Regions from separate parts of the Homo sapiens genome. Here region 2 is linked to region 1. Evidence: read pairs that join two places in POLR2A ChIA-PET (ENCODE). Cell type or tissue: A673. All regions are shown on one strand. Links, peaks and the distances in the headings refer to the core of each region. The heading gives the core; the rest is flanking DNA.

The links. Peaks named below come from ENCODE experiments on the same cell type or tissue, not always from the same donor. Only the 100,000 strongest peaks of a DNase experiment are listed, where the experiment ranks them.
Region 2: POLR2A ChIA-PET joins it to region 1 with 11 read pairs; 2 of 35 experiments call an interaction of 5 or more read pairs at or near these places.

What each region holds. Positions count from the first base shown.
Region 1 is chr5:125,196,773-125,202,163 of GRCh38, forward strand. All of the region lies in intron 4 of LOC101927421 (a long non-coding RNA gene), which reads left to right. Among named protein-coding and RNA genes, the nearest start is that of LINC02240, 290 kb to the right of the region's middle. In A673, for the core only: no CTCF peak of the experiment used is centred there; a DNase peak (open chromatin) is centred at 1,989; H3K4me3 peaks cover 468 bases.
Region 2 is chr5:125,400,613-125,406,003 of GRCh38, forward strand. No RefSeq gene overlaps it. Among named protein-coding and RNA genes, the nearest start is that of LINC02240, 90 kb to the right of the region's middle. In A673, for the core only: no CTCF peak of the experiment used is centred there; no DNase peak of the experiment used is centred there.

The DNA.
Region 1 (5,391 bases), core at 98-5,097:
TGTAGCACACGGACGCACACAGACAGCCCTAGTCACAGTTGGAGAGAACACAAAGTGCATTCAAGCTGGCATTGAAAGGGATTTAGATAAGTACTCGAGGTAACAAAAATCGAAAAAGGAGGATGATAGCAATGGAAGCTTTAGATGAATTGCAACTGAGTGCACCTTTATTACAGCTTATCAGTCTCCAGACAGCTACAAACCAACCTTCCTAGTGCATTTCTCTTCGTGCTCTCCTGGATTAAAGGTCAAAGTAACTCAGATTTATATGTTCTGTCGCGCGGTCTCAGTCTCTCCCGTTGCTCACGTATATGGAGCCCATATCCCAGGGATTTGGTATCCCTGGCATGAAACTTTGCTCCTTGAATGAAGCAAAAGCCTTTCCTCATTGAAAAGGGTCCATTTTTCTAAAATAACTATCTCATAGGAAGAGGTTGCAAATAATGCAATATTAAAAGATCTCAAAGATGCTACTGGCATAAATACACACATGGCAACGTGCCAGCTCTAATCGTTCTTGTCCATAATTATGGTTATATTTTGCATCGATCTGACATATTCAAAAGCTAATATTCTGGTTTATTAGAACAGAGTCTATATGTATTCTCAACATACACAAAAGCTGTGTGTTTTCATAATATGTATAAGCACTTCAGACGGTAAGCTGTGCACATTGCAGCTAGCAGATGGTAGCTCTTATCACAGATAAAAGCACATATATATGTTTCTGTAACTACACCCTCAGAGAGAACGGATAAGAGAAGAATTCTCTCCACATCACAGCTTACATTACCCATCTACTTAGGCAGCAAACAGCATATGTTTTACTGCTGTGGAAAGGCAGTACTTGAGAGGAAAATATGATTAAAATAAACTTAGAGATAACCTGATGAATAAATACAAAAAACCCCTCTGTGTTAATTGAAAGTTAGGGTGTGTGTGTGCATGTGTGTGTGTGAAGGAAAGGATGTCTTAGTACATTCAGGAAGTAAGAAAATAAAGAGTACATCTTTCAGTGTTGCCGGGTAGAATGCAGGATTCCCAATTAAGTCAACTTTCAAATGAAAAATGAATAATATTTTAGTATAAGTATATTCCAAATTGTGCATGCTCCATATTCCATGCAATATTTGAGACATTCTTATACTAAAATATCATGAGTTGTTTATCTGAAATTCAAATTGGAGCCCCCTAGTCCCCCACACATCATAATTTATTTATTTATTTTGCTAAATCTGACAACCATAGTTTTCAGCTGCTGTTATTAATGGTTTTAATCAGTGTTCCCAGTGTTCCAGGTGAAAGGACAGCTATCAACAGGCAAATCTATTTTGGAAGATATGATTTCAAATATTTGTATGCTTTTTCTGTTCATACAAATCCAGCAAGGATTTTGAACATTTATCTGAATGATGCAGTCAATAATAAAGCTAGTATGGATAACTTAGGAAATAGATCTCCCCGCCCCACATCCCCAGTTTTAGATTCTGGTTTGGAACTATTTGGATAATTATTTCACTTCGGCTATACAAGCTTATCTTTTTTCCCCCATTTATGAATTTGATCTATTATTTTAGACTAAGATCTATTTGCAGTCATAAAATAGGAGACAGGCTTTAAACACTCTACAAGTACACATTTGTATTCTTATGGTGAGATAGGCATTCAACTGGAAGGTTAAATGGAGTTCAGATAATTTCTTTTTTTATTCTTTGCTCTGGCTTTTGTCTCATGTCTTTCAGCAAAAGTGAATAAAGATGTCTCCATTTTACACCAAAAGATTCAATTACTTTTCAAATGCTGGGTCAACATCTGCAGATGAACAATCTTAACCAACGTATTTTGATTCTACACAAACTTATGTGACACTTTTGTTTTCTCTCCAAGAGCAGAGAATAGATTCAAGCCTGCTATTCTGAGCTGGAGCTTCCACTGCCACTAGCACTGAACTTTTGGCAGGCAGCCAACCAATCTCTGTAGCCCAGTGAAACTGATTCCATCTGCTCCAGCAGTGCAATATATTCCACTTCAGGTCAAAAGCGGGGAGCCAGCAGTATTAACATTACACTAATCTGTAAAGACATTTTCACTGGGCTAGATAGGCTAATGTTACACAGGCTTTCAAAGCTTCAAGGGTAAGGAGCAACAGTAATTGTCAGGGGAAGATACAGTAGGCAGTGGATTCTTGCTGAGAATATTCCAAGATAGTCTAGATGAATGGTTCTAAAGAATGAAGAAAGAAAGAAAGAAATACCTTTTAAAAGAGACAAGTCATTTGCTATCTTGTTAAGCAGGTATTTCAAACACAGCTTTGGATCATATGTTTAGCAATTATAAACTCTATTGTCCTTTTTTTTTTCTCATTTACTCCTGTATCCCCAAAACTTCTTAAGCACACACGTTTACACACACACAACCTCAAAGCCTATTAAATAATTGATGAGAAGTACAATCTCTATTTAATCTCTATTTAAAAAACCTAGCTGGAAATAAATTGCTTAGTATAACCTTGGTGTTATAAAATGAGAACTATTTCCAAGCTCTTAACAGATTTGTTAAATAAAAGTGAGCATGTGGCTAACCCCTCCTCCATCTTCTCCTCCCCCTCTACTTCATCCCAGCTACCCCTCCCTGCTTTTCTGTGGTTTGTAGAAAATATGCATAGTTTGGGGATACACAGCTCTATAATCAATTGCTCTTTAAACATAAGATACCAAGGACTTTATTATAGGCCCTTAATGGAAAATACACTGAAGGAGAATACTCTGAAAGCAGATTAATGTATACGATGGAAATTTAATACCAGTAGCAGAAAGGGTCTTTTTCATTTCCCTAGTTCTTTGGTTGGGGGGAGAAAGGTAGTTTAAGATTCATGCCTTCAGGCACATCAGAAGGCATTAACAACTACATTTCAGGAAATTGTAATGTATAAAAATTCAATTTAGCCTGCTTGATTTTCTTTTAGTAGAAGAGGAAAAATGTTTGGCTGGAAATAAACCGTATGAAAATTCCCACAATTAGGAAGTATACAGCTATGTTTTTGCTATAATTTGATGTTATGCACAGTTGACGTGAAAAATTACTTTTGTGCTAGAATGATAGATTTCCCTCTAGATGGAAATATGCTATCTCTGTAATTTAAAAAGTAACAAAACCCACACATAATTTCAGTTTTCTTTCCTTACAGAGTAAGTGAAAATCTAGGGTTATACAAAGTTTTCACTTATCTTCCTCTTTTTTAAACTTAAATATGAAAGCTGTTTGGAAATTTGTAAAACTATTGGGCTTTTCAATCTCAGAAAATAATGAAGTAAATTTGGCAAGCATTTTTATTGTACATATTTAACACTTACTCCCTCCATTTATTCCTTGTCATAAAAATTTGGCTATAAAAGGAACTAAACTTACATAGAATTGAAGACCTCCCCTTCTTTTTTTTTTTTTTTTTTTTTTTTTTTACAGTTCTCCATCTAAATGGAAAATTCACACAGGGTACAGGCTAATGAATATGCATGAGTCTTCATGCATTGATATACATATGATTTCTCGTCTATAAAGAACGGTTTGGAAGACTTGTTATCTGACCAGAAAAGCCTGTAGTAAGTTGAGATAAAGGATGCTGACTCCAATCCCCTCAGCCTTTGCAACTGCTTTATATTCTAATCACTGCGCTAAGCATCTGTCCCCGGCAGGCAGCTTGTTCAATCTAGCAGATAACGAATGCAGCCCAATGGTGGCTGTGCTGGCCCTTCCCCACGCACGCGAGGAGCTAGTGTTCCATTCCTCTGATTACACAGGCAGCGGGAAAGCACTCTCAGAGCTGTAATTGCCTCCGTTTTGAAACATCTTCACCTGTTAGCCAAAGCTAAGTTGAATCACAGCAGAAATTATTAACAGTGGCTGTTTTCAAGCCAGCTTAATTTGAGCTGATGCTGCTGTTCACTTAACCCAGATGAATAGGTGTGCAGGACGAGAGTCTAAGCAGAGATGACACCCCAATGAATATTCGCTCGCAGCCCTGCTGCGGGGAGCTGGCTTGCACAACAACAGACGATTGTTAAAAAGCTAAGGGGGACTGGGGCGTTGGACGGGACTGGCTCCTCTTCAGGCACCTCTGTGCTCGTGAGAACTTCCTGACTGATGGCTGCTTTTAACAGCTAAATCATTTTTTCAATTAGTTTCCACAAATGTTGGCAAACACAGACTGTTTTTGGGGTTGTGCACAATGGTGTGAGAAACACTACCCTGCTTCCAGAGTGGCCAGAAACACTCTTTTTCAGAGAGCTGAACAGGCATTAAAATTTAATGGTCTGCTTTCATTTTCTCCGCAGTGTGCTTCAAGATGATTATAAATTACAGCATTCTGCTTACTTTTGACGGAATAAGTCATGTATCAGCATTTGATTTAGAAGCTATGTGTGCTTGACATATGAAACACATCTTGCAGATGTGATTTATCACAGAGCTCTTTTTTTTTGTTTCAGGACAAAATAGCTGAACAGGAGGCTCACCATTGTGACAGTGACCGCCATCCCCACAGTGGGGGTATGGCTGTGGCTTCCGAAGATTGAATCTTAGGAGTCTGAAAAATCTGAATTTATCTCTATTTTTCAAGTTGAGGAATTCTTTTGTTTTTCAAAGCTCAACATGATTCCTAAAGATCTCACTCTTTAAAAAAAAAAAAAACAAAACTGCTGGGAAAAGATGGGCAAGGCATTACTAAATATGGGAATTTTCTCCCAAAGTTAGATGGGGTGTCACAGAGCAAGACATCCCCCTGTAATGCCAGGGCAATTTGGGAAGCTGCTGGCTTATAGGGCCTCTGATGCAATATGACTGGCTCAGGAGGCAGGTTGAGAGCAGATGGGGGATTTGTCATTTGGATGGGTATGAGACTAGAGGGATGGTCTATAAAGGCAAAGCCTGATTCTGCTGTCAGCTAGTATATTTCTTTGCCTCTGAATCTATATCTGCTGGTGAACTGAGCTGCAACATGGCCAATCCATTCATTTCAGCATCTCTTTAGCAACAGCTCTGATGACTGTCGCCAAAATAGTTGTGTGAGGACCCACACTGATCATGAAATGATTTAACCAAACAATCAGCTGGGCCATGCTTTATTTACCAAGTCTGACTAATAACTATAACAAAGCTGCAGAAATCCTAAATATTATTTCAGAATCACATTTCCCGTAGAAGGTGTAACTTGGAAGTATATTCCCCTTCTTTGTCTCCTACTGCATCCTTTGCATCCTTATAAAACCAAATTCACGTTTCACCTTACCTCTTCTGTGTAGCTTTATCAGCACCTCCTGTTAGTTATTCATGGCCTCTTCTCTTTGGACAGTCTATTCCAGTACTTGTGACACCGTACTGTAATTATCTGTGATC
Region 2 (5,391 bases), core at 124-5,123, 200 kb after region 1:
ATAAAGTTACTGATTGATTTTGATGTTGTTAGGAAAATTTATCCAGAACTTTTAAAATTTATAATATATGGTACTAGCTAGAAAAAATATAGTTAGAATTATGTATTTCAAAAAAACAAGAATGAAATAAAATGTGACCAAACAATAATTAGGAAAGGAAAAGCTAAAGAAGCAAAATGATAAGAAACAGAAAACGGAATAAGAGAAAAATAAGGGAAGCTAGTAGAAATAAGAATGCATTTTAGAAATAATATAAATGCATTAAAATTCCTTATTTAGGTTATTGAGAAATAAAAATTAAAATCTGGTAATGTAAGCACTGAATTTGTTGGTTTCAGATTGTAACTCTTAGCATTCCAAAATTAAGTTTTAATGAAGATTTAAACATATTTATGCAACATTTGAATGCTTTAAAAAGTGCTCAACAGTAGTCATTTTCATTATCCCAATCAATTTGCTTAAGAAAAAAAAAAAAGCCAGGTGTGGTAGCTCATGCCTATAATCCCAGTACTTTGGGAGGCTGAGGCAGGAGGATTTCTTGAGGCCAGGAGTTTGAGACCAGCATGGGCCAAAAGCAAGACCCCATCTGTACAAAAAGTAAATTTGCCAGGTGCGGTGGTACACACCTGTAGTCTTAGCTGCTTGGGAGGCTGAGATGGGAGGATCACTTGAGTCCCGGAGTTCAAGGCTGCAGTGAACTATGATCATGCTACTGCACTCCAGCCTGAGTGACAGAGTGAGAAGTCATGTCCAAAAAAAAAAAAAAAAAAAAAAAGACCAAAAAACATGTGTACAAATACACATACATAAATTTATATCCTGGAAAATCTCTGAAGATGGAACATTTTCTCTATGATTATCTTTCATACTATTTAATTGAATGTGGCTGATTAACCAGAATAATGCTTTCAGAGAAATTGAGAAGTAAAGAGGAAAAAAGTGCTTTGTCTTGGTTAAGAATGAAATTATGTTCCTCAAACACCTCTTACTCTGGCAAAAACAAAACACAAGCAAAATTCACATATGCATAAGAAAAGGAATCTCACTCTTCTGGGAAAACAAAACAAAAAGAAATATACACAATTGTTTTTTTCTCAACAGTTTTCCCATGTCTCCTTATATTTACAGTCACTACATAAGGTCCTGACATAATCATTAGTAGCGTCCCCGTTCACTCTCAAAACTGCCCTGGTTAGGTTGATAAATTCCTACAATTCATGTGCCAGCCATACAATGATTTATTACCCCATATGCAATATGTGGCAATATAACCACAGAGATTTTAGCCAGAGAACTTTACTCTTATTCATAATAGTGCGCTATAGAATCCTGGAGGATACAGAGAGGAAAATGGTAGGTACACAAAATGAGTCATTCATTGACCTATAATCTAAATCTATTACTGTCATTACGTTTCTGTTTTAGTTTAGTCATCTATAAAAGAGAGATAATACATAATTTTAGTAACTTCCTAATGTTCCACTAAAAGTTGGGTAATATAGAAAAGAGACCATTTTGAGTATTATGTAGTGCTTTAAGCATGTTAAGTACATTATAATTGTCTGATAAGCATTTTTTATGCAGCTGTAAGGTACCATTATGTTCCCTGACCATCCAAACATTATTTAGAGCATTTGGAGTATTTAGCATTGTCTTTTTTCTCTTTGATAACCCTGTATATAGATTCATCAAGATAATAATGTCTTGAGGCAATAATGTAATCTACCATTTACATAAGGTAATATTATCTTTAGAACTAATTTTTGAGCTTAATTTTTATAAAAGGAGAAATCACGTGACATTATTTCATTCCTATGATTTCCTTACAACATCTTTCTTCAGATATAACCTGCAAAAAAGTCAGTCAGACCATTTTACTCTCTTTAAAGTCTGTCTGTTTCTCCCAACATAGATATAGCCTACAAAGAGCTCAAAGTTTAGTTGCCAACAAAAGACATCATGAGAAATTTCTCTGTTTTCCTAGAAATGAATTATTTATGCTATTCAATAAGTTCTTACAATGATGAAATATACTCCATCTTTATTAATGACTTTTAAATTAGAAATATGCAATAAAAGTCACAGTGAGGATCAGATTTTAATTTCAATTTCCCTACTATGCCTAATCTTCAAAGTCTTAAATTTTTACAGTCTAACTTTCCACCTACCCACATAACATGGCTCTATAAACTTAATGAACAGCCTGTTTTAACATGAGTTTTAAATTGTTTACATTTTAAACCCAGAATATTAGCATCTGAAGTGAGAGTTGATTTCACCGGACTCTGTCTTTGGTAAGGCCATTTCTTCTCTTATTTGAAGAGTATAGTTCTTTCAGTTTCGTCTCATCCTGAATACTTTCGGAAGAAAGTAAACAGGGCATAAATATGCAGAGATAAGTCATGTTTACCTTGTTCTTACCCTGCACAGATCACTGGTTTTACTAGTTACAAAAAACTACTTGTATTATATGAATAGGGATACTACTTTTTCAACATAATTTTTGAGACTGCTATACAACAGGGCACTTTAAAGAATACCGTTGTGTGCAATGATAGCTATTGGCATTGATAAGACTCTCCAGAAAGTCTGAAATAACCATCTTAATTGTTGATGTATAAAGAGAAAGAGAAGAATCTTTCCATGTGGCATCAGCTCAAAGGAGCACAGAGCCAGATGGAAATATTTCTATCATAAGATAGGCATTTCACCATTTAGGAAGGCTGAAGAAAAGGCAACAAATCAGCCACCAACAGCAAGACAATTTTTCAAAAGTAGTTAGTCCTCAAGAATAACAATATTGAGCAAATTGTCTACAAAACTCGAGCTCTTCTCTGGTAACTCTATGGCTGAGAACAATATCTATGAACTGTCTCTGGTGCACTAGAGACTTCTTTAAAGTATGGCAACCTTAACAATAAAGGGTGTTATTGCATCATTATTGCTGCAGTGCAGCTAATGAGAGGAAGGTAAATGTTGCTCCTGAAAGTGTTAATTCTGCATCTCTCCTTGCACCTGATTAACACCAAGAAGGCCTTAGGCAAAAGGGAAAGTAGGACTCTTGGGATTAAGTAATCTCATCTCTGACTCCAAGTAAACCCAAAGATTACCTGTCAACCAGATAGAAGAAAGTAGCAGTTAGGATTTGCAATCTGATATTTAAGCCCTTCTGTGGGGAAATAGATGTAAAGGTAGAAGAAAAGGAATTTGCTTCAGTTAAGCTTCATATTTCTAGAGGGCTGCTAAATCAAATTCACAACCTCTAAGACATCTAACAAGTATTCGCTTTTGCATTTAGTAAAATTCACACTTGGACTAAGAAAAAATAACATAAATTTTGAATTAAACAATATCTGCAAAAAAAAAAAGTGAAGACTTACAACCAGATAAATAGAATGTAGCCTCAGGGGATTTAAATAATAATGGCTTATAGATAGTTAGAATCTCAATTTATGGTAAATTTATTACTTGTTTATAAAGGCAAGAAATGACAGCTTATCTTCAGCTTTGAAAAGGGCTATCATGCAGAAAAGAGAGCCAACCTGTTTTACACGGCTCCAGAAGGCACCATTAAAATCCTTGAGTTGAGGTTTCAGCGAACTGATGATTTTGGCTCTATACTGAATATGAATTTACTGTTTCCCACGAAGAAAAGAGCCTCCTGTCATGAAAAGTAGTCCAACTACCCATTGACCATCTGTAAGGGATGCTGTGTAAAGAATTCTTTCATTTGGTAAGATTCTGAATTAAATCGGTACTTTTAACTTTTTGGCAACAGAAATTTTGAAAAATTGATATCTTTCTCAGATGAAAAAGATGAAATGATTCCTTGGCGAGTAAGAATTTTCACTGTTTGGGAAGAATATATTTCCACTTCAGCACCTACTGGGGCCCTTATGCTTCACTCAGAGCAGAGTGTAAGCTTACTCTCTGATTGAAAATAATGGTCTCAAAGTACTAGAGAAGATTATTTAGTTGAAAACAAACAAAAAACCCAAAAACCTTAGACTTACTGAAAATTTCCTTCATAAACTTATAGATTCATTCTTCAAAGCAAAAAAGCTGTCAACTTCAGGTTATTATGAAACTAAGTGAGCATTTTGAACTGATGATTATGTCACAAACTGGATTCCCGGATGTAGAGATTTTCTGAACAAAGGCTTGGTCTTCGTGGCAGTCAGCTCCAAGGCTGTCCCCAGTGATTTTCACCATCTGATATTTATGCCCTAGCTTGGTCTTCACCATTGAATCAAAGCTTATCAAGTAGAATACTATGGGTGAGTTCCTGTGTTTTTTTCTGAGGCTAGGTCATAAAAGGAGCCACAGCTTCCAACTTGGCCTGTTGGATCATTTGCTCTGGGGAAAACCAGTGCCATGCCATGAGGCCACTTACGCAGCTGTGTGGAGAAGTGCACCAGCAAGGAGCTGAGGCCTCCCACAAACAGCCTTGTGTCTGCGTGTCCTTGGAAGCAGATCCTCTAGTGTGGCCTAACCTTCAAAAAGATTACACTCAGCCAAAATTTGACCAAAACTTCATGAGACCCCCAGCCAAAATAGCCCAGCTAAGCTGCTCTGAAATTCCTGACCCACAGAAACTGTGAGATAATAAGTAATTATTATTTTAAGACACTATGTTTTGTGATGATTTGTTATGCAGAAATAAAAACCCAAACACTAATATATGAGTTTCACTTGGAAATTTTCTTCTAGACACATTCACCACGTTCATGATGATTGAGGAGAGATGGCCTCAAAGATTTATAAGCTCCATGACAGCATGAGGTTACATTTGTTTTTTCACCCTTATATTCACAGTAGCTACCATAGTTCTTAGGAAAAGTTTATGTAGATTCAATAAAATTTTGTTGGATAGATGAACAAATAAACAAGATGTATATTTTGAAGAATTTAAAATGAATGAGGTCAAATTGAGTCATTTATTAGTTGTTTTATTATAAATATCAAATTTCCATTTGTAAAAAACAAATACTTTTTTGAGGAAAGAGGTAGAGAATTTTCCTAAATTATTAATTGTTTCTATAAAATATAAATAACATTTGTATTATAGTCAAGGAAGGCCTTTTTAACAGGATGTGATTTAAACCCAAAGCTGTATATCAACATATGCTTTTCCCTCTGCCTGAAATGAACATTGCTTCCTTTCTCCAGGCTAAATTCCCTTATCCTTCAAGACTTAGTGTGGTTGTAACATCCATCTGCAGACTTTCCTGATTCCTTTTGACTGTATTTTGTATCATACTGCATTTGAAAGAATGGCATACTCAACTTTCTTTTTCAAAATAGCTTTATTATTTTTATAAAAATAATATATGCTTACTTAAGAAGAGTGAAATAATATGTTATATGACAATGACTATTGTATTAGTCCGT